Linked DNA regions of Homo sapiens: region 1 is linked to region 2. Evidence: chromatin loops called from intact Hi-C (ENCODE). Cell type or tissue: PC-9. All regions are shown on one strand. Each heading gives the region's core, and the rest is flanking DNA. Links, peaks and the distances in the headings are about the cores only. Region 1 overlaps TMC1 (transmembrane channel like 1). Region 2 overlaps TMC1 (transmembrane channel like 1).

The links. Peaks named below come from ENCODE experiments on the same cell type or tissue, not always from the same donor. Only the 100,000 strongest peaks of a DNase experiment are listed, where the experiment ranks them.
Region 1: a loop joins it to region 2, with 3 times the contacts of the local background. A loop is called at or near these places in 7 of 110 quality-filtered maps.

What each region holds. Positions count from the first base shown.
Region 1 is chr9:72,587,062-72,598,192 of GRCh38, forward strand. All of the region lies in intron 2 of TMC1 (transmembrane channel like 1), which reads left to right. Among named protein-coding and RNA genes, the nearest start is that of TMC1, 71 kb to the left of the region's middle. RefSeq lists an enhancer at 5,601-5,660. In PC-9, for the core only: CTCF peaks have their summits at 5,856 (motif pointing left) and 6,056; DNase peaks (open chromatin) are centred at 3,660 and 5,870; H3K27ac peaks cover 1,918 bases.
Region 2 is chr9:72,747,006-72,758,136 of GRCh38, forward strand. It overlaps TMC1 (transmembrane channel like 1), which reads left to right. Exons shown (of 24, transcript NM_138691.3): 11 at 4,845-4,951; 12 at 7,781-7,879. Among named protein-coding and RNA genes, the nearest start is that of LINC01474, 120 kb to the right of the region's middle. In PC-9, for the core only: a CTCF peak has its summit at 6,446; no DNase peak of the experiment used is centred there.

The DNA of each region.
Region 1 (11,131 bases), core at 2,048-10,047, 160 kb before region 2:
ACATTTTACAATGCCCAGGACAGCCCTCCCACAATAAATTATCTGGCCCAAAATATCAGTAGTGCTGCCATTGAGAAATCTGGTTATGTAACAGATAACTTTTTTTTTTTTTTTGACATGGAGTTTCACTCTTGTTGCCCAGGCTGGAGTGCAATGGCTTGATCTCGACTCACTGCAACCTCTGCCTCCTGGGTTCAAGTGATTCTCCTGCCTCAGCCTCCTGAGTAGCTGGGATTACAGGCATGCGCCACCACGCCCAGCTAATTTTGTATTTTTAATAGAGACGAGGTTTTACCATGTTGGCCGGGCTGGTCTTGAACTCCTGACCTCAGATGATCCACCCACCTCGGTCTCCCAAAGTGCTGGGATTACAGGCATGAGCCACTGTGCCCAGCCAACAGATAACTTTTTAAATTCTCAGCTGTTTAACCCAACAAATAATTATTTTCTTCCTCAAGCTGTATGTCCAGCATGGGTTGGCAACATAGCCCTGTTTTTCCTAGTCCCTTCAAGAAGTCTATTGATGGAAGATGCATTTTTATGTGGGCTTCTACCACCACTATGAGAGGGGGAAGGAAATTTGTTGGATTGTACCCTGAATTTTAAAAAGCTTCTGCCCAGAATTGACATATATTCTTTCCAATTGCATTTTATTGGCCACAATCCATCATATGACCATGCCTGAATTCAGAGGGAGTAGGTGGAGAATACATTTTTAATTTTTAATTTTTTTTTTTTTTTTGAGACAGAGCCTCACTGTCTTGCCCAGGCTGGAGTGCAGTGGCGCCATCTCGGCTCACTGCAACCTTTGCTTCCCAGGTTTAAGTGATTCTCCTGCCTCAGCCTCACAAATAGCCGGAATTACAGGCATGCACCCCCATGCCTGGCTAAGGTTTTTCATATTTTTAGTAGAAATGGGGTGTCACCATGTTGGCCAGGCTGGTCTCAAACTCCTGGCCTCAAGTGACCCATCCTCCTCAGCCTTCCAAAGTGCTGGGATTACAGGTGTGAGCCATTGTGCCCAGAGAGAGTGCATTTTTGTCTTGTACCCAGAAAGAGGAGAGAGTGAGAATAATCATGAACTACCCTAATGACTATCATGCTGATGGTAATGGTGGTTGTAGGATGGTGTGAGAATTTAAAGACGGCTTCACTCCTGTCACTTTGCTTACTTACTGCTGTATAACAAACTGCCCCAAACTTCAGGGATGAAGCTAACAAAAAAATCATTTAATTTGCTCATGAAGTTGCAATTTGGATAGGGCTGTGTAGAACAGCTCCTCTCTATACCATGGGGCATCAGTTAGGACAGCTCAAAACCTGGGAGTAACTCAAAGGCTGGGGGCTATAATCATCTGAATGCTTGCTCACTCCTGTGCTCTCATGTCAGGCAGTGGATGCTGGCTGTAGACAGAGACCTCAGCTGTGGCTGTCAGCTTGACCACCTACTCCCAGCCTCTACATGTGGCTGTTTGGCTCCCTTACAGTATGGTGGCTGGGTTCCAAGGCAGAAAGTAAATGCTGCCAGTTTCTTAAAGTCTGTCTGCAAATTGGCACAGCATTCTTTCTACCATATTCTATTCATCAAGGAGTTGTAGAGGCCAATTTTAAGGGGAAGAAAAATAGACCCTATGTTTCAATAGCAGGAAGGTCAAAGAATGTGGAGGCCCCAGAAAACTGCTTCCCAGGTAAGTGACAGGATAGAAAAACAAGATTTTTTTTTTTTTTTTTGAGACAGGGTTTTGCTCTTGTTGCCCAGGCTGGAGTGCAATGGCGTGATCTCGGCTCACCACGACCTCTGCCTCCTGGGTTCAAGTGATTCTCCTGCCTCAGCCTCCCGAGTAGCTGGGATTACAGGCATGCGCCACCCAGTTAATTTTGTACTTTTAGTAGAGACAGGGTTTCTCCATGTTGGTCAGGCTGGTCTTGAACTCCCAACCTCAGGTGATCCGCCTGCCTTGGCTTCCCAAAGTGCTGGGATTACAGGTGTGAGCCACCATGCCAGGCCAGAAAAACAAGACTTCTTTAGGTGGAGTTTGGGGAATGAGCTTTCTGGACAAGTAAACGGCATGCATCAAGGCACAGAAACATCAGAGCTGCATTTGAATAAATTCTCCTAGCTGGTCTTACCTCCTAGCTACTTACTTCTACTGTTGACATCAACCTTATAAACTTGCTAGAGGCTCAGTGTGGGGAAACAAACAAACAAAGCCTCATGAAACGTTTTGATCCAATTAGAAAATGTCTATTAAATACATTGTGTTTCACAAATGTGAACTATTAATACAATCTGGGTTTGTTCCGATTTAATTGTCTAAAATTATACATAATTCATCTTGCCAACAAATGAAATTATTGAAAAATTAAAAATATCACCACCAATTTTTTCTATTAAATGTATATTTTTGTAATGATAGCTTAAGTTTCATCTCAGTTTGAGATTTAGTACACTGTGGCATTCACTCTGGTTGGGGTTCATTTGGCTCTGAGCTTCAAGGTTCAATTTAGACTTCAAAGCATGTCGGACTTGACCTGAGGCACGTTTTTAACAATCAGGTGCAGTTTGTAAGGTTATGGGTTGAGGAATAGCATAAATGGGCCATCCTTTTTCTGATTTTGAGAAGAGAATGACTACTAATACCCAGGTGTGTTCTTGTCTTTCTTGAGTCAATTCTAACAGCATTGGCTGTGGGTTATAAAACCATAAAATTTTACAGCCAAAAACAACTTTAAAGGTCGTTTAGATGGAACTTCTTCATTTTGCAGATGAGGAAACTGAGAATCAGAGACAAAGTGACCTCAGGGCATTACAACTTACTATTACTATATTGAAAGAGGAAGGGAAGCTGGTGCAAGTTGAGGGACCCACTGATGAACTGCAGGGTATCCAATGTTGCCCCTGTGTTTGGGCTGAGGGAGAAGCAGCTTCTTAGCTTCTGCTATGCTGACTTATCTTGTGATCTCTGTCCCAGCCCTTGGCTGCCTCTCCTCCTTGTCCCCAGGCCTGCACCATTCCATCTGCCTCCTGATTATTCACTGACAGCTGCCTTTTCCCTCACCCTTTGTTCTCAGTTTTTAAAAATCCAATGGGGAGAAGCTTGGATTCAAATGATAGCATTTTCAGCTCATGAAAAATTCTATAACAAGTGTATTTGACCGTTTGATCTCTGGCTTCTCCCACACACTTGCCCTTTATACTCTGACAGCCATAAGCTTCATTTCCTTGAAGCAGATTGCAATTTCAATGGAAAGGAAATAATTGTGTAGCTTTCAAGCTGAGTTCAGTTCTAAAAAGGACTGAGCAAAGCTCAATCCTGGGCTATTGTAGAATCTTAGTCACTGAATCAGGCAGTGAAAGAGCTCTCTCCAAGCTTCATGGTTATGATCTTGAAAAACACCAGAGCTAGGTTCAAATTCCAGCCATACCATTTCCTAACTGTGTGATTTTGGCAAATCACACAAATACTTAAAATTCTTTCGACTCGGTTTCCTCTTCTGTAAAATGGGAACACTAATTAATGCTCACCTCAAAAGGTTGTTCATTCATTCAACACATATTCGTTGGGTGCCTCCTGTGTGTCAAACTGTTTCAGTCCAGTGAGGAAGATGGACATGAATCCAAGAGTCACCAAAAAAATGTAAAGTGGCACCTGTGATGAGTCACAAAGGGGAGGTATATGAGAAAGTGTGTGACAGTATCTAACAGGTGAGGGCATTATATAATTTATTGTTGCAAACAGGACATTTTTGAGCATGTAAGAGGGTGTGTTAATTGTCCTGGAACAACAGGCATAAATCAGGACTTTCTGGGCAAACTCAGGCCCTACCCCACTCTTACCTACCCTTAGTATAAGAGGGAAGGTTGGGAAAGGCTTTCCTGGGGAAGGGAAGAAGAAACTGAGATCCGCGGAATAAGTGAGGATTCCTAGGCAAAAAGAGGAAGACAGAGTGGTTTAGGCCAAGAGAGCAAACAGTGGTGCAAGACTCTAAGGCAGGACAAAGCATGGAGCCTGCAGAGAACAGACAGAAGGTCAGTGTGATGAAGATGGGAGGGGTGCGTGGCTTTAAACACAGGCCCCTTGCTTGTTGGTTTGCCCTGTAGGTGTTAAGAAATGAGGCTATATCAAGGTGAATTTTAAGTAGAGGTGGCACCTCTACTTAAGACCAGACTTGCAGCTTTAAACATCAGTCTGGCTGCAAGGCAGAATGGATTAGCATTGAGTAGTAGTTCTGGCCTTGGCTTTCCAGAGGAAACTTCTAAACAATATCAAAGCCTTGGTGTCACCCACAGAGATCCTGATTTAATTAGTTTAGGTTGGCTCCCAGTAGGTTATAAAGTGTGTCAGGATTGAGATTCACTGTAGAAGGAAGTGTGAATATGGAGAAGAATAATTACAAGGCTATTGCAGTAGCCCGGGTAAGAAGTGATGGAATAGGTTCATGGCAGTGGGTTTCTGAAGCAGTGGTTCTCAAACTGTAGTGGATTTGAGTATCACCTGGAAGTCTTATTTATTTATTAGAGATGGTCTCACACTGTTGCGTAGGCTAGAGTGCAGTGGTATAATCATAGCTCACTGCAACCTTGATCAGCCTTCATCTCCTAGGCTCAAGCAATCCTGCCACTTCAGCTTCCTGAGTAGCTGGGACTACAGGCATGGACCACCATGGCTATTTGTTTGTTTGTTTTTAATAGAGACAGGGTCTCACTCTGTTGCCCAGGCTGGTCTCAAATTCCTGGGCTAAAGCAAGCCTCTCTCCTTGGCCTCCCAAAGTGCTGGGATTATAGCCACTGCACCTTGGCACGGAAACCTTGTTAAAATGCAGATATCTGGGTATCATTGATTTAGTAGGTCGTGGATGGGGCCTGAGAATTTGCATTTCTGACAAATTACCTGGAGGCGCTAGTTGCTAGTTTAGAGATCACACTTAGCATCTAGTGGGTAGTGGTCAGGGATGCTGGTGAATATCATACAATACACAGAACAGCCCTTTTGCTGATCACTGATCGAGCAAAAAAACCATCTGATGTGGTAGATAACATCAACAGGATTTGATCAGCAGGGTAAAGGACAACTCCAGGACTCTTACAGTTTTCTGAATTTCACAACTAAATGACGAGTTTCACTATTCATTGACATTCAGGAGACAGCCCTACAGACCTGAGAAGATGGTGAAGTCAAAGCTACACATATATTTGAGGGTTACCTTTGAAACAGCTAAGAGGATACATCAAGCAGGAACATATATGTGGAACCTGGAAGGGAAGATCATTACAGATATAAACTTGGGGATCATTAAAGCCAGGAACTTATCAATGGCATCAGTCAGTTCTCTTTTCTTTTACTCTTATCATTGGTGTCAAAGCTCTGGCCTCTTTTTGTTGGTTCCACTCAGGTGCCGTGATCCTCCAGCCTCAGCACCTTGCTGTGAGCTCTCCTTGGGAGGCTGCCTCTCCCTCCTCCTTCAGAATTTACCCCCTACTTCTCCTTTGGGTCCCACCTCTCAGGCTTGGTCATGTGTGGCATTAGCAAGCAGGTGTGCGTGTTTCCTTCTGAAGCACAAATCAAAGCCATGGTTATGTATCTGTGGGATTATTTGCTAAATGGCCACCTCTCCTGCTAGATTCTAAGTTGCCTGCAGTGACTGGAGAACATCCCTAGGTATCAGATGCTCAATGTCTTACACTTATGGAACCGTCAAAGACAGCTGTTAAATGTCCAATGGGTCAGTTAGGGAGATGGTGGTTGTTAAAACTGTGATGAGTTCTCAGGAAGAGGGAGAAGCAGTTACCTTTGTGAAGCAGTTGTTGGTATTTACTTAGTAATGAGATTAAATTTCCTAGGACAGTGGGTGTGTGAACCAGCAATAGCGCCATCTGCTGGAAGTAAGTGATACAACAACTATTATCTTGACTAGGCTCAGGGCTGTTAAAACAGTATTGCTCTGGGAGAAAAGAATCATTTTTTTTAAGGTTAAAAATGTGAGTAAAATTCTTTAGAGTGAAGATAGAATTTCTTTTGAAATGGTTGGAAAAATTGGATAATTATTGAAAATAGTGTTCAGTTTTCAAAGAGGAGAGAAACCTTCAAGTCACTGTAATTAAGAGAAGTTTTATTGAAAGAACACATGGAATAAGGAAGTTAGATATCTCCACCCAAAACCAGCATTTCAGAAAACAGAAACAGGCAAAAATCTGGCGGAGTGTGGTGGCTCATGCCTGCAATCCCAGCCCTTTGGGAGGCCATGGTGGAAGGATCGCTTGAAGCCAGGAGTTTAAGAATAGCCTGGGCAACATAGTAAGATCCCCATTTTCTTTTTTCTTTTCTTTTCTTTTCTTTTTTTCTTTTCTTTTCTGAGACAGAGTGTTGCTCCTTTTGCCCAGGCTGGAGCGCAATGGCATGATCTCAGCTCACCACAACCTCCCGGGTTCAAGAAATTCTCCTGCCTTGGCCTCCTGAGTAGCTGGGATTACAGGCATGCACCACCACACCTGGCTAATTTCGTATTTTTAGTAGAGACGTGGTTTCTCCATGTTGGTCAGGCTGGTCTTGAACGCCCGATCTCAGGTGATCTGCCCACCTCGGCCTCCCAAAGTGCTGGGATTACAGGCATGAGCCCCCGTGCCCAGCCCCAAGACCCCCATTTCTATTTTAAAAAAAAAAAAGAAGAAGAAGAAGGAAAAGAAAAGAAAAATGGAAACAGGCGAAAACCTAGGCTTCTCAAAGACTGAAGGGTATTTTGGAACTGACTGGATATTGCTCATCTCTGGCTGGTTGTGTTGCAGCCTCGTTGGTGGCAAGTGCAGACCCTCAGTCAGTGACCTCCTTTGTTGCTCTTCCATCAAAGGGCCCCCTTCTCCTGCCCAGGCATGGTGTTACTAATATGGCGATGGTAGGGGCAGGGGCTGCATCTATGACGGGGAGAGGTATGAGAGTATACTCATCATTCTGCTGTTGTCTTTGTTAGTTTGTTTCTAATTTCTATTGTTGGGGAGAAAGATAAATTCTTCCCTAACCTCTTGGGATCTTCACCTGGGTCTAAGAATTAAATCACTGTAAGACAGGTTAACAGGAGAAAAATATATGAGTTTTATTGATTTTTACATGTACGCGGAGACCCTCATGAGACAGCAGAAGACCTGAAGAAATGGACAAAGCAGAAAGCTCTAATACCTTTTAGACAGAGAAACCATAAATTCATGAAGAGCTGACAAGACAAAGGGGTTTGGGCCAGTGGCAGTAAATTGTGGGAATTCACTAGGGAGGTGTAAAGATAGAGGAAGATAAGGGATAGTTTAGAAAGTTTATTTGTACAGCTCCATTGCAGCATCAACTCCCAGTCAATGGTGATAAGAGTTATTTTCTTATTCTGGTACAGGGAGGGCAACTTTCTTAAATAAATCTTTTTGGCTTACGACAGGTAGAAGAGGGCAGATCACATAGCCCTTTCCGGCATCTGCTGTTTCTCAGGTGACTTTAGCTCAAAATAATCAACATGCCACATCAGCAAATTTTGGGGTGACATGGCCTGTTTCGCTATGATAATGGGAAAGAAATCAGACTTTTTAACTTTGAATTAGAAAACACAAACTTTGACTATGTCCCACAATTTATGTGACTGATTTCATATTCTATCACATCTATTTTATATTCTCTCATATTCTCCTCATGAATTTTCCCCTAGAATGTTGGGGGAATTTTGAAATGACTTGGGGGGCATGCTACAATTCGAAAAGGAGAGAGACATACTCTCCAATTCTCTCCCTGCCTGCCTCACAATGTGCAGCTCTCCTCTGCTTCTTCTTCTTCTTTTTTTTTTTTTTGAGACAGCGTCTCACTCTGTCACCCAGGCTTGAGTGCAGTGGCGCAATCTTGGCTCACTGCAAGCTCCGCCTCCCAGGTTCAAGTGATTCTTCTGCCTCAGCCTTCCGAGTAGGTGGTACTAGAGGTGTGTGCCACCACGCCCAGCTAATTTTTGTATTTTTAGTAGAGACGGGGTTTCTTTATGTTGACCAGGCTAGTCTCGAACTCCTGACCTCAGGTGATCTGCCCACCTCAGCCTCCCAAAATGCTGGAATTACAGGTGTGAGCCAACATGCCTGGCCTCCTCTGCTTCTGATTCAACTGCTGCTACCGATAGACTTACTGAAGGATTTGAAGCCAAATGGTATTAATTTTGGTCAGTTACTTCCCTGTATCTGGTGTCCTCACTAGACAGAACTTCTGTGTATGGCTACTTCATAGACCCCGACCAGCCTACATATTGTTTGCTCTAAGGTCTAGTGCCCTCTCTTATTTCACTAAGATACAGCCACTGTTGGTGGGGGAGTCACATAACATGGAACATAATCACTGTATCAGTTCAGGTGCTCTTGATTCAAGTGGATTTAATTATGAGGGAATTTATTCCTTACATAATTACTAAGTCTAGCATTAGAGTGGCCTGCAGATGAGGGTTGATCCAGTGGCTCAGTGATGGCCAGAACGCTGTTTACTTTTTCCATTCTGCTATCTATGGGGTTGGCTTCATCCTGAGGTTGTTTTCCTTTCTGTCACAGGTTTTACATCAATGGGGTAAACTAGTTTACATTGTGGTAACAAGCAACTCTCAACTTTTTTTTTTTTTTTTTTTTTTAGACTGAATCTTGCTCTGTTGCCCAGGCTGGAGTGCAGTGGTACAGTCTTGGCTCACTGCAACTTCCGCCTCCTGGGCTCAAGTGATTCTCCTGCTTGAGCTTCCTGAGTAGCTGGGATTACAGGCATGCACCACCACGCTGGCTAATTTTCGTATTTTTAGTAGAGATGGGGTTTCTTTTTTTTTTTTTTTTCTTTTTGAGACAGAATCTTGCTCTGTCGCCCAGGCTGGAGTGCAGTGGCGTGATCTCGGCTCACTGCAACCTCTGCCTCCTGGGTTCAAGCGATTCTTCCGCCTCAGCCTCCCAAGTAGCTGGGACTACAGGCGCATGCCACCACGCCCGGCTAATTTTTGTATTTTTAGTAAAGACAGGGTTTCACCATATTGACCAGGCTGGTCTTGAACTCCTGACCTCGTGATTTGCCCGCCTCAGCCTCCCAAAGTGCTGGGATTACAGGCGTGAGCCACCGCGCCCAGCCAACTCTCAACTCTAGTAGCTTAAGACAACAAAGATTTATTTCTTGCTCTTACTGTCTGCCCATCTGTATCACCTTCTCTGCAGGACCCAGTTTAATGGAGCACACACAGAAAAAGGTGCTGGTCACTAGGGCCAAGGGAACAATGGCTCTGGAAGGTTTTTCTTGAACAATTCAGTGTTCCAGTCTTGGAGCAATACATCTTATTTCTACTGTTAAATCCATGGCCAGAACTAATCATGTTGTCCCACTCACCACAAAGCCATATGCAGCCCCACCATGTGCTCAGGAAAGAGGAATGGGAAGCATTTGATGAACAGAAATAATGACTTCAACAATTGGGACTATCAGTTCACAGTTTCAATTGTAAAAAAAAAAAAAAAAAAAAAAGACAGAAATAGAAAAAGAACAATTGAAAGTACTTGCTTTCTCATCCACGAAAAAAGTTGGTCAAAGCCTCTTAGTGTAAGTCTATAGCAGATGATGCCTGATAAGGAATTGTACATACCGTTCTTCGTGAAAACCAAGAGTACCATGTATGTAACATAGTTGCTTTGGGCTTCTTATAGCAGTTAAGAGTGTATCAGCAGGCCTCCATGGTATTTGAATGTTAAAAGCTTTCATTCCCCCTGGAAGAAAACACATAGCTAACTAAAGAAAGAAAAAAGAAGGGAAAAAGAACAAAGAAAAAGAACCACTAGAGTCTCTGAAAAGAGCTTATGAGATACCTGACTGTCTGCGCCTTCTAAGTATGTACCATGAAACCTTAGATTCCTACCTCATTTTGTGATGGTGTAGAAGGCACATTGGCCACCAGCAACCCTTGTAAATATTTGCGGATTTGAATTTCACAAATTGAAACCCAGACTGCTGAGGGCTTTGCTGCTAACGTCAAAGAGCTGGGGCAACTACCACAAAACCACATGTGGGAGACTTTTTAGATGAGGAGATAGGAAATTCCTAATAAGAAAAGTTTTTTTGTAAAATACTTTCTAATGCTGGCTCTTTAGAGAAGCACATTTTACATGTGCAATGGTGCAAAGTCCTAGCACTAAGATTTCTTCACTCACAGAAAGAAAGAATGATGCAGGTGCTGTTCACATGCGGCCGGAACCATGCCCTTGCCAAGCAGGTCAGCGGGGCACAGGGACTGCGCTCCTCATGATAGTGCAGATTGGCTCGGAAGTACTCAATTCTGTGGAGTCACAGCGCCCTCTGACAGATTTCAGTTTCTGGAAAAGGAAGGGCCCCCTTCAGGGTACCTGCTGTTCACCTTCCATTAGATTAAGGTTGAAGAGCGAGTGGCCATTTGTAGGTACTGGTATGAGATGTTCCTAGCTACCCGCATGTCAGCCCCGGGAAACGGCAACATTTCCCACCCTTCTTACCCTGGGTCCTGAGTAGGAATAAAAGTTAGTGATTCTTAGGGGCATATTGAGAGCTGGCAATGATACCTCTCACAAATCCATCCCCCAGAGATAAGGGGTCCCCCATGCCTTTGATGTATTTGGGAGCTGTGCTGTATGTGTTCTCTTTGGCTCCCCAGTGGAGAATAATAACAATAACAACCGCGTACTAATACAACCCAGATGTCAGCACAGACCCTCTGTTCTCTGTCTTCCCTGAGATATCTGTATCTTCTCAGGGATTACTGTCGGTTCAGGCCTGGCTCCTGCTTTCAGCTTGTGGGAAAACTCACTCCATCTTCATTCCATAACCTCACATCTCCTATGCCAGTTCCCTTCTCTGTGCTCCATGCTGAACCAAATGCCACACTCATCCCCTTTGCTTTGAATTATATGAAAAAAAGAAAAAACCCTCATGGGGACTTTATGTGTAACAGTCTTCACTGCACATTTGATAACACAGATGGGGGTTTATATCCTAGCAGAGCAGATATTGTCAATGGAAAATGGAAACAAAACAAAACACAAAAGACAATCTTCAGCCATCACTATGTAGCTTGGCTATCATCTTTTGCTTTCTCCTTTACTTCTGGAGTCCCCCCACATACCCTCAGA
Region 2 (11,131 bases), core at 1,578-9,577:
TTATTAAGACCATAAATTAAATAATTGAATGTATTTCTAGCTGGGGATTACAAATTTTTCTCAGGATCAAAATCTACTTTTTCCTAATAGTAGATTGCATCATCAAAATTATAGTTTCAGAAACCTATTTTTTTTCAGACAGGAAATAGCTTTGGATAGGCAAGCCAAAGCACAGGGCTTAAACCTTATGTTTCCTTGCTGCCCTAAGGATTCTAGAAAATACAAATCAAATTTGTCACATTTAATTCCCTACCCCTAAATAGTTCGAAAAAATTGTGCTTCACATTCTAGCCTAACATGATGGTATTTATATTGTAGTCACACAGCAGGTCATTTAATTGGTCTTTTCCCATTTAGAAATACTCATATTTATCTGCTTGTCTTATTACCCATCTATTCAAGAGGAAATGATGTGTTATGACAGACTACAAATTACTTTGCCTTAATAATAAACAACCAGAAAGAGAGTTGAAATTTTAACTTTAATTTGAAAGAAACAAGAATATTCAGGAACAAGAATATGCTTAAGCATAAAGCCTCAGTTTAATACGTATCAGAGACTCTGTTTTTTGGTTGTTGTTGTTGTTTGTTTGTTTGTTTGTTTTTTGAGACAGAGTCTTGCTCTGTTGCCCAGGCTGGAGTGCAGTGGCGCAATCTCGGCTCACTGCAAACCTCTGCCTCCTGGGTTCAAGTGATTCTCCTGACTCAGCCTCCTGAGTAGGTGGGATTACAGGCTCCTGCCACTATGCCCAGCTAATTTTTGTATTTTTAGTAGAGACGGGGTTTCAACATGTTGACCAGGCAGGTCTTGAACTCCTGACCTCGTGATCCACCTGGCTCAGCCTCCCAAAGTGCTGGGATTACAGGAGTGAGCCACCGTGCCTGGCTGAGACTCTGTTTTTATACATTAATAATTTACTATGGAAGCAGCATTTATCAGTCTGATTAAAGAAATAAGAATTGGTCATTATGGGCATCAAATTTGTGAATCTGACTGGCTTTAGCTGATTGATGGATATTATCTATACCTATTGTTTCAGAAACACATATTCATTGCATGTTTATTGTATATATCATAGTCTTAAGAAAATTAATTGAACTATGTTTTACTTAAAGGGCCATATAGCAGTGTGGTTAAGAGAGATCTAGATTTGGAGTCAAACACCTGTAGCTCAAGACTGCCTGGTTTAGAAGCCTGGCTTCCTTGTTTACTAGCTATGTAGCCTATAGATCTAAGTCTCTGTAAAATGGGAAAACAATAGTTCCCATTTCGTAGGGATTTGATGATCATTAAATAAGTTAATACATATAGATCAAATTGGTGTTTGAAACAGTGATTCACTAAATGTTACCTATTATTAATCAACTTTTGATTCAGTCAACAACTGTGTTAAAGTTTTTGTTTCCTGATTCATAGTGGGACTAATAATACTTAACCTCATTAAGTTCTAGTGGCAGCATAATGAGTTGATGCTGATAAAGTTCTTGGAACACATAACTGACCATCAAGATATACTAGCTATTATTATTATTATTACTCATTTTGCTTCCTTACACTGAGAGATTAAGTATGTTAAAATTGCTATTCTTTTCATTTATGCTCTTTTAGTCACACTAATCAGGCATTTCTTTTTAGTGAACATCAGTTTTAGTTAACAACATCCGGTAGGATAGAACCACTAGATAAAAGGGATAAAGAGGGAAGATTTCTTCTTTTTTGTTTTTGTGTTGAGACAGGAAAAACTGGAGTTTTATGACAACTTGTTGTTTCATTTTCTCTACTTTAAGATCTTCATTTGTTTTGTTACTGTGTTTTCTCCTCTGCTATTGATAGGTCTAGTGTGGAAGAAACTTTGTCTTCTGGATTTCTTAGTCTCTTCCACCTGTGTCTGGGTCTTTCCTATAATCGTTCTAGTTTTAATGAAATCTATTGGCCTGCAATTCATTTTCTTTACACTTAAGATTCTGTAAAGACTCAACCTCCAAATAAAATAGTTGTGAAGCCACTCTCAAATCTGAGAACTGGAGTTTGGAAGTTTTGGACTCTAAAGTATATTTCATTATGATGCTTAAGCATGTTGGAGGAGGGGATACTTTCTGAAACATCTTAATTCACTTCTGTCTTTTGCATTTAAGTATATTTGTACCCTACACGCAAGAAATTCATTTGTCAGGGATTGTGTGTAGGTGCTGAGAGGATGGGCCGTGGCAATAATTAGAAAAACAAAAGCATAAAAAGTGAGGAAGGAAGAAAGGAATGGTGGGTTAGTATCCTATATGCGGGATTTCATACTGGAAGATCTTACATGCGATTCCAGGGAAAAACTTACATTGATACCTAGTGACCAAGGCTTTCCTCCAGTAAATGAGTAACTGTAATGAGTAACAAACTGTAAGTCCACTGCCTTCAATAAAACATGATGAGTGAACCTGGCTGAGCAGCCCTCAGGTAGTCGTTACCAGAGAATGTAGATAACGGCCATGAAATGGTATGAAGTCACTGGGAGCCAAGTGGGTGATCAGATGTCCTAGGAGAAGCAGACCAGTGCACCTGGTGACAGTGCTGGGCTGGGCTGAGGTAGGGTGGGGTGGGGTTGTGTATCAAAACCACACACCCTTAGAAACCTTATAGAACTCTGCACCCCTCGGCAATGTGAAATCAATCCAAATTCTCTTGTGAGCATAAAGAAAAATATTGACTTCAAAATCATTGATTTTTTCCAAAATATCCATTTAAAGATTGACTTCTTAAGTTTCTAAAAAAAAACCTGCCACTGTTTTACAGGAATAAGAAAGATGGTAGGTAAAGAATAGACAAAGGGGCCAGGTGCAGTGGCTCACTCCTGTAATCCCAGCACTTTGGGAGGCTGAGGCGGGTGGATCACGAGGTCAGGAGTTGAAGACTAGCCTGGCCAACATGGTGAAACCCTGTTTCCACTAAAATTACAAAAATTAGCCAGGTGTGGTGGTGGGTGCCTGTAATCCCAGCTACTCAGGAGGCTGAGGCAGGAGAATTGCTTGAAACTGTAAAGCAGAGGTTACAGTGAGCCAAGATTGCGCCACTGCACTCCAACCTGGGTGACAAGGGCAAAACTCCATCTCAAAACAAAACAAAAAAAGAATAGACAAAGGTCCAGAAATAGAGGTGTTACTGTCCTGTGAGGCCGGCCTCATCTAAGTAAGTAGAGGCTGGAATTTGCTACCCATGAACCTTCCTTTTCCATTGATAATGCTTCCCCACTGATAATGTTTCAAAGCCAGAAGGCTCCAGAAAATCATTGGTCAATAGAGATGTTTAGCTGAATGTTAGCTGAATGGGACAGAACACATGGGCTGATGCAGCCAGGGACTGAAGGTGTTTGTTGTTTTTTCTTGGGCAACTGACAATGATAATTTGGAAGATTGGGAAAGCTAGCAACTTGGTGCTGAATCTTAAATGACCGTCAAAGAAACTTTTGCTTTTGTAAATCTATGAAATCTGAACCTAAGACTTAACCTCTTCATTTTTCTTCTTCCACTCTCTGCTTTAAGAGGGTGCTTTTTTTTTCTCTCTCTCCCAATGAGAATTAACCAATCACTTTACTTTTCACTTCTGGGGGCAGGGGTGAGTTGACTGAACATTCTTGCCTATTGCCTATTCATTCCCCAAAGCTGAAGTGGTTTTTTAAAAGTCATGCTCATCACCCCTTCCTCTGGCCCTAATGCTTAACACCTGTCAATGACTTCTCCTTACATTTTAAATAAAATTCTCACTCTTTACCATGGGTTGAGAGGCCCCACACACTGTGGTTTGGCCTCTCCATCCTTATCTGTCACCACTTTCCCTCATTCATGTACTCCAACTGCACAGGCCTGAGTTTTATTCCTCAGTAGTCCCAAGCCCTTGCCCCTTAGGATCTTTGTTCTGGCTTTTTCCTCTGCTTGAGCTGCTCTTCCCCAGCTCAGCATGTTGCTGTCTTTTCTTCAAACTTCAGATCTCTGCTTAGATGACATCTCTGATGTTCTTTCCTTGACAAAACTTTCTAAAGCTACCCCTTTCAATACTTTCCCTTCCCTCCTGTAGGACCTGCTATTATCTCTATCTCTATCTCCTGTCATCTACATCTATAGCTAATGTCTATGTCTGTATCTCTATCTCTGTATCTTTCTATGTATCTTACATATTTGTTGTATCCATACCTCACTAAAATGTAAGTTCTATTATAGCAGCACCCGTATCTATGACATTGTGCTTCACATCTAAGATAATTTCTGGCATAAGATGTGTGGAGTGAATGAATGAATTTCAGCTTTTATACCATCCCTGTAAAATTCCAGTAATGGGGGAAACAGCACAGAACTGCTTGTAAGATAACTATCCGTAAAGGATGTGGTAAACTCTTTTTGAGAAGAACATTGTTTGCCTGAGAAAAGGAAGAGAAAATAGCAGTAATTATAATTATAGTGATAGCTAATTACTAGCTAGGCACTGTAGTTACCTTTACATATATTTGCTCAGTTATCAGTATTAACTCAAGAAATAAAATGCACTCTGCAGGTGGCAATCATGGCTGCTCAGCAAAAGGCAGCTTTCCCTTGGATGGACTATGATGGGGTAGGTCACATGCAGTCTGCATAACTGCATTCTACGTACCTTCTACATTCCACATGACAGGGAATGCTTCCATCATGATTAACATTTTCTCTTCCTGAATAGAGAGAAAAGAATGCTATAGCCTATAAATATAAAAAGGACCAATGCCTCACAATTAATGGATTCATTTTGAAGGCAACCAAGACAAAGCTCTTTTTGTTTGTTTGTTTGCTTTGATCTCTCTTCAAACTTTTTATTTTCTTTGTAATAGGTCAGTTTGGCTCCTCAGTGGCCTCATACTTCCTCTTCTTGAGATGGATGTATGGAGTCAATATGGTTCTCTTTATCCTGACATTTAGCCTCATCATGTTGCCAGAGGTGAGATCTGACTTCCAGTTTACAAAACATGCTGAAAAATGTTTCTCCTAGAAAAGTATTTATCTCTTCTTTAAAGTAGAATAATTAACTGGCTATTTTCACGTCTTAGAGTCATAGGATTTGTAATGAGATTAACCTTCAAAATGGTGCCCATGGGCCAAAGCTCCCAATCCTTGCACTAAAGGGGGTGTAAGCCTCTTGAAATTATATAACTTATGTATAATTTCACATGTATGTTTAAATGTGTATTTTTATGTGGAAAGTTTCATGGCTTCTTTCAGTTTCCCAAGGGGGTCCCTGTTCCTAAATGTTAAAAACTATTGTTCAAGAGGAAGACTTTGACACCTTGTGAGTTGTATTTCTTTATTTTGCCAAGTTAGCTTTGAAAGAAATGCTTCCTTAATGCAACTCAAAGCCTCCAGATTTTCTATACTGAAGAAACACAAAATGAACATTTTCCCCCTAAGATACAAAGTAAGATAATGCCCACAACACACACACACACACACACACACACAAATAGTGGGATGGGATGAGAGTGGGATGGGATGATGAGGTCCAAAGTCAGAAACTAAAACACATAGAGGGTCCAAATCAAAGAAGACAAAGCCCTGAGCTAATGTGGGGAAAGGGTCAGCTGAGGCCAAAAAGCTAGACTGAGGTCAGAGCCTTCACTCATATGAAGTTAAATGATTCTGACACCTTTGAATGCTTACCTTACAGAAGTTGGATTAGGTTTTAGTTAACCTACAAAGGACCTTTTAGGACCAGTATTTCAAAGCAAATTTGGTCCATACAGCATTGACAGTGGCCAAAATTTGGTGGTTTTGGGTGACTTTTTATCCCGATAGCTTCAAATCAGTGCCAGTTTCTATACTAAGACTCCTATTAACATAATAATAATAATAATGCTTTACATTCATAAAGAGATTTGAGCTTTTAATAGTACAAAGCACTTTCACTTCTTTTACTTACTGTGCGTCACAACAAATTTATGATGTAGACTGTAGAAGACATTTTCTTCACCCATTTAAAACATGTAAATGGAGTCACATAATGCTGATGTGACTTAGCTAACATCTTGGAATATATTTTTTTATTAAGCTGATCTAGGACTAGAACCCATGATTCAATCCCTTTCTCTAAGATTTTGCACTTTAATCCACTAGTTTTATAATCCTTGAGATAATTCCAGAGCTTCTAAAGTTGTCTGGCTCGTAGAAGACAGTGACCAAAGATCAGAGGTCCTGTGTAGTTTATTTCCCAAGTGCACACTTTCAGGTAATGAAGCTGAATGTGTGTATTTTATCTATTTCAAATTAACCCCAGCTTTTTTTTTTTTTTTTTTTTTTGCTTACCTTTCTAAGGAAATCTGAAACTCCTCCATTCCATCACTGGCTACTATGACGTTACTTAGTGTCAGATGCAGGTATAAATGGAGTTTTATCAGCAGCATTTATTCTTTCCCCCACACCATGCTGCCTCCATGTGGAGAAAATGAAAGGCTGTTGCTGATTTATTTGAATAATACGAAATTACAGAATGTCTGCTATGTAGTGGATGGAGTGCCTACGTGTTAGGTTGGATGTATTCCAAGAGCTAGGAAGCATTCTGTCTTTGGATACCCTTTTATAGGTTGTATTAGGTGCTGAGGGGCATCCTGTTTTCTGGGCAATGATTACCAACTCCAGCAAAAGAACAAGAGAATGGACACCCTGCATGCTGACTTTGCAGAACCACCAGAGGCCAGGGCAGTCATCTCCTGGCAGCAACGCTGTATTTTTCAGCTGCCTCTACCCGACGGGCTCACTCAGTATTCCTCCAAGGCAAATGCCCTTTTGCCCCAAGGTCCTGTGTCCCTGGGCAAGCCTGAGACCTTGATCTCCTTTGTCCTCTGTGCCCCCGAACTTTGGGGCGAGACAGTGTGTCTGGAACCCACCTTCTATTCTGTTCGGACCAGGAAGCCAGATGGGCCAAAGGCCTACTTTGGGAGGTTGTGCAGCTTGTGCACAGGGAGTGAGCAGAGATTGATGTCCAGCCCTTGTTCAGTCAAGCTCTGCACCCAGGCTTCAAGCCATATTCATCTTCTGTTCCCAGCTTTAGGAGGGAAGTTTCCATCTCACAGAAGAAGCAACATCTGCTTGGTAAGCTATGGGGGCTAGAAAGGTGCTCTTTCCAGTTCTCACCAAGGCACCTTCCTATGACCCTATTCTTGCCCTCTCACTGGCCCACTCTTCCCAGTACTATTCTCCCTACCGTTTTTCTCTTCCAATCTGGTAGCATGAATTTGAGGCAGCAGTCCTGAATTAGTGATGAAGCAGACACCATAATCAGGGTGCAAGTGTTCTCACGTTGCAGACACCCACAAATTACATGATTGGATTTCCTTGAGTTCTCTCTCTTGACATGAAGGACAGAATCTCCCTCCACCCTCACTCCTAAGGGGTATTCTCTTATGAAAGTGTGGGTAAGATTGTTTTGTTGAGTCCTATGTGACTCAAAAGGCTACCTCTCTCCTTTCCAGACTTCCAAGTCAGAACAGTTTGGTGGTGGTGGTGGCAATGGGGTCCTCAGAAAGCCCTCTGGGGAATGTGGTTGACCTGACTGCTGGTGGTCCCCTGAACTTGGAATGCAGGGTCCTTTGCACTCCCTTTGTTCTTACCTCTGGATTTAGTAGTCGATTCCCAGAAAATGGGACCCCACATGGAGACCCAAAGAGTCCCCATAAAAATGTTTCAGAAGGGCTTTTAAACAAAACCATTTGTGATCACATGTGTGGCTCAGACTTTGTTTCTAATTGTTCACTGCTTTCTTTGCTTCTTCATACAGTACCTCTGGGGTTTGCCATATGGCAGTTTACCTAGGAAAACCGTTCCCAGAGCCGAAGAGGCATCGGCAGCAAACTTTGGTGTGTTGTACGACTTCAATGTAAGTGTCTCCACACAAGTGTATTGGTGGGAGGATGGATTTTTATTTAGTTTATTTTATTCTGAAACCCACGGCCTCCTCTCCTGGGTCAGGCTGAATGTCTTAAGAAAGACGTCCCTGCTCCCTTTAAGAAAGAAAGGAAAGAAAGAAAGAAAGAGAGAGAGAGAGAGGGAGGGAGGGAGGGAGGGAGAGAGAGAGAGAGAGAGAGAGAGAAAGAAAGAAAGAAAGAGAAAGAAAGAAAGAAAGAAAGAAACATGTCCCTTTATATAAATGTGACTATGATTTAGGACAATGGTAATATGATTATATGGGAATATAGACTACTGGATAAAGGTGAGCTCAGAGTTCAAAGACTTGAAGCAAATATTCTTATCACTGACTTTGGAAAAGAATAAAGGAAGAGTTTGCAAATGTGCTTTTTGGAAAATCTTGTTGGATTCCTAGGGAATTAAAACTTTTACACTTCCTATTAACCTCTTTACTTCCTAAACAAGCCTCCTATTTAGTATTACTCAATAGTTAGTACTAAATAAAGCTAAATATTGAAAACTAAGAAATACTAAATTCTAACTTTTAAATAATACTAAAATTAGTATTATTCCATTGTAGTATTCAAATGAGCATTACTCCTTGAGCTCCCTTAGGTAGAGATTATTACTATGGAAAGGAGTTATTTCTGTCCATTGAAAAACCATTTTGGACTATATGATTCAAGTCTTCGACAACAATGTAATTCCACATATTCTTTTTTTAAGTAGTGACTAGACTAGAAATGTCTGGAAGCATATGCGTGGGAAAGTAGCCAGGTTGAAATTGAGGAATTGATAATTCAAGTAATTTTTGGAGGCTAGACAATGAGAATAAAATTTTATACAGATTGCAGAATGAAGGAGGGAAAAGCAGACTGCCTGTTTATAGTGTTAATATGTATATCTCACAAACATTTTGATTTCTACTTTTAACCTCCTTAAATTGTGAGTTTCCCAAAGAAGAGATCAGGTCTGCTACATCTTTTCAGCCCGTAATCTAGTCCTCATCCACTACAGGCTAAATGAATCTCATTGACTGAAAATCCTGAGTGAGGGGGATGATTCATAGAGCCTTGAAGTAAGAACCACAGGACCAGTTTATGTGAGGAGTACCAGAACATGCAAACCTTAAGAAAAGTTTCCCATCTCCGAATGAACAAAGCAAGCTATTGAGTTAGCATGAGGCACAATGATAGCAACAAATATGTGGCATTTGTAATCTTCAATCACCCCTGTCAGTTGGACTTTCCATTTCAATTCAGCATTTTTTAAACTGAATTATAAACTTGCATAGGTTTTACAAAGATGAATGTGACATGATTCTTGACTTCAGGGTACTCGTGATATTAGAAGGAAGACACGTAAGCAACCAGTATACAAGATGCTGTGCACAAAGTTAGCAAAATTTAAAAAAAGGAAAAAAGATCCTGGGGAACTGAGCAAGTGGTTCTTATTTCTTCTTAGGCGGGTCTGGGTTTTACAGAAGAGATGGCCTCTGAGTTGGATTTTACCTCTCTTTTCTATCACTTCTAGATTTTATTTCTCTTTTCTACCACTTCTAACTTCTTCCACCTCTTCCTCCTCCCCTCCCTTTATCCCTCCCTTTATTTATCTCTCTCACTTTCAAATTTCAAATAATGCATTACTATGTCCCTTTACCACTGTTTTAATTTCTCATTCTCTTCCTCTGATTAGCAAAATGACAAACTTCCAGTCTGCTTAATAAGAACAAGGACGAAGATCACTGACTTTTTCTGTTTTTTAAGGCATAGCAGAGAAAGGAAGGACTAAAAATATGAACAAAAGGTCTTTTGATTTTTATATATAGATTTCTGAAGTTTAAATACTTCTGAATTTCCCAATGCACTGAAATGGAAAATTTTGGGCAAAAATGTCCATTTGAGATTTGAAAGTTAGTGACTCAGTTGAGGAAGACAAACAGAAAAGTTGCTGTAAGAGAGTTACTAATGAGTGGACAAGAGGGTCTGAGAGGCAAATTCAGGGGAAAGTAGAGGGAAAGGGTTTGGATGATGAGTGTGCTTCCCAAGATTGTATCACTGCCCTTGACAGCTCTCTCACATCCAGTTTGGTGAAATATGATTTGTCGGTCAGCAGGGGATACAGAAACCAGAGTGTTCTATGATAGTTATTTCAAGGCCTGCCTGAAAACAATACTAAGGCAATGAGAGAAATTTTAAAGGTCAAGAAAATATAAGAAAGCCATTACACTGATTTTATTCACTTACAGGCTTGCTGCATGCTGGTATCAGTCATTAATTTGGTATGCATCATTGCTGGGGTTAGTAGTGATTTTAATAGCTGTATTTCTCCAATGTCTGCATCATGCAGTGAACTGTGATTGGTAAGTAAGGTCCCTCACTTCACAACCCACTTCATGGTGGGTATTTATATCTGAGACTAAGCTCGAGTGTTCTTATATGTGAAATGGAGAAAATAATAGTATCTACCTCAAAAAGCATCAAGTGAGATAATGCATGAAATAGCAGATAGCTCAGAGTATGTAGCACACAGTACAGGCTGAGTATTCCTTATCCAAAATGCTTGAGACCAGAAGTGTTTCATATTTCAAATTTTTTCAGATTTTGGCATATTTCCGTATACATAATGAGATATCTTGAAGATGACATTGAAGTCTAAACACAACATTCATTTAGTTTCATATACACCTGTACATATAGCCTGAAAGTGATTTTATCCAATATTTTAAGTAGCCTTGTTCATGAAACAAAGATTTGATGGTGTTTTGACTGTGACCTGTCACGTGAGGTGAGGTGTGGAATTTTTCACTTGTGGCATCATATCGGTGCTCGAAACATTTCATATCTTGGAGCATTTAAGAGTTTAGATTTTTTTTTATTAGGAATGCTCAATTTCTAAATATTCCTTATTACAAGAACCATAACTTGACCAAAGGCAAACAGCTATTAGGAAACCGAATTGGGATGCAGGGCTGGTGGTATTACACACGGTAATGTATGTGGATAGTGGCAAGCTAGTAAAAGGACTTTTATTATAACAAAGAAGTAAATACATAAGTAAATAAAAGTATTCTGACCTTAATGAGGAGTTCTTGAAAGATTCAAGGAAAGGAAGCAATAGGATTATATAGTCATTATCAAATTGTTCATTGAATAACATTATTATTTAAAAGAAAATAATACTGCTTTAAGGAATTTTATATGATATACAAGTTTTCATGACT